Regions from separate parts of the Mus musculus genome. Here region 1 is linked to region 2. Evidence: chromatin loops called from intact Hi-C (ENCODE). Cell type or tissue: left cerebral cortex. All regions are shown on one strand.

Region 1 (4,000 bases), 210 kb after region 2:
TTACATACATGCGGGAAAAACACCTGCACATGTAAAATCAAATAAGAAAAGAAAAGAAGAGGAGGGGGAGGAGGGGAAGGAGGAGGAGGAAGAGAGGATTGAAGGAAGAAGGTAAGGTGGAAACTCATTGCAGTGGTCAAGTTTTTATTGACTCAGCCTAGCTACCCAGTCCCCAGAGTATCTGTATCCGTGGCACAGGATGAGGGAGCACGCTTCCTTACAAAATGCCCCTGCTTTGTGATCTTGAAAATGTCCCTTTCCTCCCTCCCTGCATTCCAGGGCTCCATTTCTGGAGGCTCCCACTGGGCAGAGCTGGCTCTTTGGCCCCAGCCTGGATCACCTGAGAGAGAAGGCAGCCCATTCTCAGTTTGGAATGACTTTACTTTAAGACTCTGGTGACTCGGCCCTGGGGATATGACCCAACAGGTAAAGTGTCTGGTTTGCAAACTTGAGGACCAGAGTTCAAAACAGCTCACAGCCACCCATAACTGCAGCTCCAGGCAATCCAATGGCCTCTTCTGATTTCCATGGCACGTACACACACACACAAATAAATAAATAATATTTAAATAATAATAAAGCTAGGGGGTTGTGGCACACGCCTTTAATACCATCACTCAGAGGCAGAGGCAGGCAGAGCTCTGAGGCTAAGACAAGCCTGGACTGCAGAGTGAGTTCCAGGACAGCCAGGACTACACAGAGAAACCCCCGACTCAAAAAACCAGAACCAACCAACCAAATAAAAGCAATAATAAAATTGCAATATGTAGTCAACTTCTGAGGAAGGACGGCAAGACTGAACTTTGGCCTCCAACATGCACATGTAAACAGGACATCTACACACAAATAAAATGAAAAATAAATAGAAAAGAGTCCCCAAGAGCTGTGCTACTATACATAAAGTGCGGTTCTCATGGGTCCTGACTGGAATCCGAGTGTTTATGGGGATTTTGCACATGCATGGGCTCCATCTCCAACACACAAAACAAAATCGAGTTTCTGGGACATCTCTCCCTTTGGGGTAAAATGAGGTCAATCGGAGTCAGACTCGGTCCACATAGGGTGAGTTTGGGCAAGTGGCCTCTGTTTTCACAGCCTCAGTTTCCCCTTCTGCAAAATGGTGTGAAGTGGACATGACTCAGATCAGTACCGTATTAGCTCCCTAAGGCTTTCATGGATGCTGAGGAGGATCCCTGTTATCTGTTGCTATGCTAGTGTGGGTGCAGCTAGTGATGCTAGGATGGTATGGGTGTCTTCAGCCAGAGGTCACCCAGGCAGATGTGCTCTGAGTGAGCCAAGTGTCACTCCTGGTGAGATGGGAGTGGCCACTGAGCAGGGGAACCTCCTCTACCTGGCACCCAGCTGCAACACCAAGGGGCAACAGCAGAGTTTTGATCAGAGTGTTAATGGGATGGGGACGGGGGCTGGGGCTGGCATCACTGATGCAGTATCTGGGAGCTGGGGTGGTGTTGTCTCCATCTGCCCTCCCAGAGTCACCTATCAGCATTGCATCTGAGGGAAGGTCAAGGCTCTGCTCAGGCATCCCTGGGGTGGGGGGAGGGGTACACAGCTTTGGTGCCCATGCCATGGTGAGACACATCTTGGGCAAGCTCCTGGGGTTCAGACTAACTCATACAGAGATGGCCTATCTCCTAGCAGCTAGGACTTCCTATTTCAGAGGCTACCAGGAGAACAGAGCCTCCTTCCACCACCACCACCACCACCACCACCACCACCACACCAGTCACAGAATCCCAGATGGGAGGAAGAGGCTGGGGTAGCTGGGGTAGCTCAGAATCACTGGGTGGTTCCAGCAGTCAGACATACAGGGAGGGAGGCTGGGGATTGTTGCTATACTGCAGCTGCCTGGACTTGGTCCTCCAAGGTATCCAACCAACCGTGAGCTCAGAGCCTCTTCCAGCTTCCTCTTGCCCTCCTCTTCTCCCGCCCTCCTCTCCTCTCCTCTCCCTCAATTCTGCAGCGTTCTTCAGCTTTCTCTTAGGGTTGAGTATGCACACCCCGCTGTGCATACCTGCAGGTGCCTTGGGTACACATGTGCTCGTGTTTTGTGTGTGCACCCCTGCATGCATGTGGATTGGTGTGCATGCACGCATGGTGCTTCTGCGTGCAAATGTGCGTGTGTTCTCTGTGTGCACATGCAGATGGACCAGTGTGCATGCATGCATGCATACAGTCATGCACGGTGCCTTGTGTGCACACATGCATGCCTTTTCTGTGCACACAAGCCTCGTGCCTGTACTCCCGTGTGCATCCGTGCAGGTGTGTGCATGCTAGCGCCCGTGTGAGTGAGTGAGTGCCCGCGGGCGCGCGTGCAGGCCGGGCAGGGATTTGAAGCGGCGTGAGCGCCGCTGATAAACAGCCCGGAGCGGCGCGCTGGCGGCTGCTATCGGAGCTGCTGGCAGGCGCGCAAGAAGCTGTCCCGGCCGCCAGCGCTATCAGCCCACGGAGGGAGGGCGGCAGGAGGGCGGGAGGGAGGGAAAGTGTTTGCTTCAGCCCTTAATCACGGAATTTGAAATCCCAGCGAGTCGGTGCCATTTATTTTCAGAGCCTGTCAAGGCTGGTTTCGGCGTTTAGAAGAAAGGAGGCTGTGCGCATTTACATCTCCGGCTCCCACCGCCCTCCTGGATCCGGTGGGGAGAGGCCAGCGGTCGGCTCCTGGGACTTCCCCCTCCACGGTCAGGGCTCTGGGTGGCAGATGGGCCTGCTGAGTGCAGGGTGCTGGCGGGGGCATCACATTTTATCCCATAAAGCAACCCTGATCTCCCCACCCAAAATTTGCCCCGGTTCCGGGGGACTCCGGAGACTTCTGCCAACCTCTTACCCCCCTCAAGCCTAAGGGGGGCTGAGGGCACCGCAGGACAAGCCCCTTCCTGTGCAGATATGGACACTGAGCCCTGAGACTGAGTTCTGGAGATCTGTTAGGCCAAGGTCACACAATGGCAGACCGAGACCAGGAGGGAGGCTGGGGATGAGGGTACACAGGGAATGGAGAGGGAGCTGTCAGGCTGAAAGCTCTCTTGCTCAGTGACTTTACCCACTGTCCCTTCTCTGACCTTGATGTGGAAAGTTAGGGACCTCCCAGGGGAGTGAGTTTGCCAAGGCTGGGCAACCAGCTCTGCCTGGTGGCTGGGGATATCAACCCTGCATCTAATCTAATCAGCCCCACTCTTTTCCCCCTACCTCTAGTCTCCGTGGCTTCTTGGGGCTTCTGTCTCCAAGGAGACTCTTTGATTGAAACACAGACCCCCAGGAAAAGATGGCAGTGTCTACTCCCCAAGGCCCCGATGGAATGAGGACTTCCTAGGACCGGCAGAGTTCAGGCATGCGCAGTGCCTGGCAGAGAAAAATACCTATGATACCCCTCTTTCCTTACTGATACAGCCCCTCAGTCTTGCTCTTCCTTCCCAGGACAGGAAGTGACTCTCAGGGGCTTCTCAGTCATAATTTAGGCGAGTCATGGCCAAGCCCCTGGAAAGGTCCCATGCCGGGAAAGATGGGGAACAGCAGAGAGGAGGAAGAGTGAGTGAGGTTGGAGTTTTCCTGTCCCTCTGAACACTTAAAAAGCCTTATGTAGCCGGGCGGTGGTGGCACACGCCCCTTTAATCCCAGCATTTGGGAGGCAGAGGTAGGCGGATTTCTGAGTTCAAGGCCAGCCTGATCTACAAAGTGAGTTCCATGACAGCCAGGACTACACAGAGAAACCCTGTCTCGAAAAAACAAAAAACAAAAAACAACAACAAAAAAAGTCTTATGTATAGGAGAATCAGCTATCACTATGGGTTCTATGTGACAGTTTATTACACCTTATTATTTATAGTTACATAATATTCCATTGGTGATGCATATCTGCATGTGGTATCTGATCCCTAGTAGATTGTGCCCAACTTGTCTTCTACCTTCCAAGCCTCAGAGCACCCAGTAGTCTCCTCCAGGAGGGGCCGTTAGAGCTGTCGAAGGCCTCTGCAGGCACAAGGGAAGG
Region 2 (4,000 bases):
GCATTTTGGAAATCTCTTGACTGTATCCAGCTGTACCTGAAACCAGCAGCACCCCTGGCCACTGCATGGTTTGGTGCCACAAGCTGTCACTTACCCAAAGTCTTAAAGGACAGAGGAATGGGAGAATCCTGGGTAGGGTGAATCACAGACACCACTCCATCTTCTCTGCCTTTGTCCTATACCCTGCAGAAGGAAGCATTGAACGTGTGCTTCCAGCCAGTCAGCTCAGACACGACTAGATGCTGTAGCCTAGTATACATTCAATTGTGAATTCTCAATCTGGCCATTTAAGCCACATCCAGATCAGCTGCCAGCTCCAGTCAATCATAAGGCTACAAATACCTCCCCACCAGGCTGGGAGCTCCAACAGGTAGAGAGGCTGGCTCCCAAATGCTGTGACCTTGGATGTATGTTCTCATTTCCAAAAGGCTGGATCCACCTCTAAGGGTAGCTGGGAAGTTGAAATTAGTAATCCACAGAGGTATTTGCTGTTCTGGCTATTTATTGCTTTGGTGGTATTGAGAGAGCTTTCCCGGGGCAACCAGCGCACACTTTGTAGATGTGCGTCCAGTGGACAGAGCCAGTAAGACGCAGCACTTGGTGTGCATCCTGTTTCTCTGCACAGTGGCCCTCTCGGGAGTTCGGAGCAACCCCAGCCCCAGTCTTCTCCAGAGGGCAGCTCAAAGCTTTGTGAGGCTCTATAGCTGTCATATCTAGCTCCAAGCACAGCTAGAGACTGGCTTAGCCCTTCCTCAGCATCAGAGGCAGCCTGCCTTGGGATGTATGTTTTATGCTGGCGGAGAGTCGATTAGCTGGGGATGACCAGGGGCTGAGCCTCTGTTTTCTGGATGGCACCTTCTGTCAACCATGCGGAGCCCCAGTCTCTTCATCCTTGGTCTTGCTGGAAGGGACCTGGCGGCTCCACGCCAGTGACCCCATGCCTAGGACTCTCATGGCTAGACAGTCCCACCTCTTCCCCCCAGTGTTTCTGGGGTGTTATGCCTGTGGAGCATCAGTCTCTCCCGGGGAGTTGTGGGCTGCCACGTTGTATGCTGCAAAGGAATCCAGGGGCTGTGAAGGGGATAAGGAGAGGAGGATGCTTGGAGATTCATGTGTCCCAGGCAGTGGGAGGACGGGTGTGGTCCTCAGTATGGTGCCCAGCCTTAGTATCTGGGCTGTTGTTTATTTCAGGGGGGATGTCTGTGTCCTCTGTAGAGCAGTTTCTCAACCCTTTGTATTATTGCGCAGGGTACCTAGGCCCTGAAGACAGAAGCGGGGCTGGGGGTCCTCTCTTGTGCAGCTCCCTGAGCTCATCCCCTCAACTCCCAATTTCACTAGATCCCAATGTACCCAATATGTCCTGAGCTCAGAAAACCTGCGCGGATAGGGAAGGAGAGAACCCTAGTCTGTAGTCTTGCTGATCTCAGAGCTTCTATTTCGCACCCAAACACCGACCCCCCCCCCCAACACACACACACACACACACACACACACACACACACACACACACACACACACACACACACACACACACACGTCTTCCCTACACGAGTCCCAAGGATAGACGCGAAGGTCCCAAGCCCCTCACTGGGAGTTTCGCTGTTACCAGCTCCACGCTCCCAACAAAGGCGTCCGACCATGTGCCCTTCTCCACGCAGACCTGGAGTGGGAGAGCTCCACGCTCAGGGTCTCTCTCAGACCAGGGCTGGGTGGGGATGCGATGTTAGGCCGCCCGTGCGCGGGTGCGCCGGTGCGTGTGTTGCCTCTCCCAGCAGCCCGCCCGCCCCCGGCTGCGCCTCGCCCACTCCCATCCGCACATTCTGCAGCGCCTTCCAATTGGCGCTAGGGGGAGCCGTGGCAACTGACTTGGATTGACTCAAAACTGCATCCAACAGCTATTTCCTTAGACTTGTAGGGGGATATGGGAAGGGGGTTAAGATGCACCCCCTCTTTAGCTCCAGTCTCTTCCCGTGGGAGGCCAAGAGCAAGTCTTTGGGTGTGTGGGTGAGGTGAAGGTGTCTTTTCTCCCGGTAACTCACACCTCCAGAGCATCCCTCTTACCCAACCTAGATCGCCGACCTCCGCGGCCTCCCCAACCCCCACGTTTTGGAGTGTCCCCAAGAACTTCGCCACGCGCGACAGCGAGATCCAGAGCCGAGAGGCCCCCTGAGAGTGAATAACATCCGCCTCTCGTCTGGACTTGGGACGCTGGGCGACAGCGCCTCCTTTCACCCAGCGAGGCTTATGGGGTGGGGCGGCGTGAATCGCCTGGCCGGTGGCTGAGAGCTTTGGCGCAGAGAAGGGAAGCAAGGGGGCTAGCCAGTGAGAGCGAGAGATCTTTAGGGAGGCAGCCAGAGACGAGAGACATTGCGAGAGATCTTTAGGGAGGCAGCCAGAGACGAGAGACATTGCGAGAGACGCTACCCTAAAACAGCAAAGGCTGCCGATTTATCTTACCCCACTGCCCTCCACGCCTCCCCAGTTCTTTTTTCCTATCCCCTTAGCAAGGTTGGAACCACCCGTGTGCCCTGGGGCCGGAGCCGCGGCTCCAGATGTGAATTTGGTTCCAGTGGGAAGAACCCGAGCTTCCTTCGGTGCCTTGGCACATTCTCCCACTCTGAGGTCATTCCGTAGGTGGTCAGAGGGGAGCGCGCGCCTGGAGCCTTCCTGCTCCATCCACAGAAGAGAGAGGCGGGCGGGAGGGAGCAGAAAAGGAGAGGGGAGGGGCACGAGGAGGGAGACGCCGCCAGCACACCACCAAGTGGCACTGAGCAGTGATAACAAACTCAACTTTAAAAAAAAAATAAGAAGAAAGAAAGAAAGGAAGAAAGAAAGAAAAGAAAAGAAAGGAAAGGAAAGGAAAGGAAAGGAAAGGAAGAAAGAAAGAAAAAGGAAAGGAAAAAACTTCCCCAAGTTGCTTGCTTGAGACGTGCTGATGTGCGCGGTCTGAGGATCAGGTCAGGGAGTGTGGGTGGCCCAGAAGTCTCCCTGCTACAGAAAGTAGGGGCCAACTAGGCCCTTGCAACCCTGGTGGTGCATGGAAATATGTTGGAGGCTGGCTCAGCTTCCTGCTGGGCAGCGGGTTCCCAAGGGGGCAAGACCCGCTGGTGAGGAGGGCTTATGGAGAAGACCTTGTAGCACCGGCCTCCATCCCCAGAACGCACACATACTGACTCCCAACCCTAGCTCCATCCCCAGCACACACACACACACACACACACACACACACACACACACACACAATTCCAACCCTGGCCCTGCGGATATGGGGGTATCCATGGGTTTCCACCATGGCCCTGGAAAGCTGGTGTTTGCTTGCGTGTGTGTGTGTGTGTGTGTGTGTGTTTAGATTTTCTCACCTCTAAGCCCATGTGAAAGCAAAGGAACCACCATACACTCTACAATTGACTTTTTATTAAGATTATAAATTTAAACAAATAACCTGAACAGTTTTACCCGGTGAGATACAATTCATTATGCACAAAAATACAGGAGGAAGAAGGGCCGGGAAGGCAAGGTTGGCAACTTGTTTTGGAGTCCTCGGGGTGTTGATGGCAGAGACCCAGAGGGGCACTAAGCGAACCTCACCTTCTCACAACAAAAGGCTTTTAAATTAAACAAAATCTATCGCGCTGAGGACGGAGACAGGGTTCTCACAGGCTGGAACAATGCTGGTTTCATGAGATGGGACCGAAGGCTAAAGCACAAGGTAACTTAGAAGCGCGCACAATCACTAGAGCTGACCAGGAGCTAAGCGAAAAGTCTCCAGCTCAGTCGGCGGTCCGGGCCCCTCCCTCCCCCGGGGATCCAGGTGAAGGAATCGACTTCCTTTTTTGTTTAGTGAGGACCGCAGTGCTGGGCATGATGGGAAATGTAGTTCGCCCTGCTCGCCCTCCACCCCTTTCCCAACTGTGCTGAGAGTGTCAGGGTGCCCCCCCCCCCCCCCGCCCGAGTCCGCGAGGCGGGTGGAGGAGGGGGAGGAGGACGGAGCCAGAGGGGC

What was found. A loop is a pair of places that touch in the nucleus more often than their neighbours do. Peaks named below come from ENCODE experiments on the same cell type or tissue, not always from the same donor. Only the 100,000 strongest peaks of a DNase experiment are listed, where the experiment ranks them.
Region 1: it touches region 2 in a loop (2.6-fold over the local background); 1 of 42 quality-filtered maps calls a loop at or near these places.

The regions. Positions count from the first base shown.
Region 1 is chr2:30,674,705-30,678,704 of GRCm38, forward strand. Gm14486 (predicted gene 14486) reads right to left here and starts at 3,307. Exons shown (of 4, transcript NR_136917.1): 1 at 3,202-3,307. In left cerebral cortex, a CTCF peak has its summit at 2,354; DNase peaks (open chromatin) are centred at 1,913 and 2,502; H3K4me3 peaks cover 1,248 bases; H3K27ac peaks cover 3,035 bases.
Region 2 is chr2:30,468,138-30,472,137 of GRCm38, forward strand. No RefSeq gene overlaps it. Among named protein-coding and RNA genes, the nearest start is that of Ier5l, 4.1 kb to the right of the region's middle. In left cerebral cortex, CTCF peaks have their summits at 1,845 and 2,791; DNase peaks (open chromatin) are centred at 1,216, 1,860, 2,642 and 3,870; H3K4me3 peaks cover 1,837 bases; H3K27ac peaks cover 3,007 bases.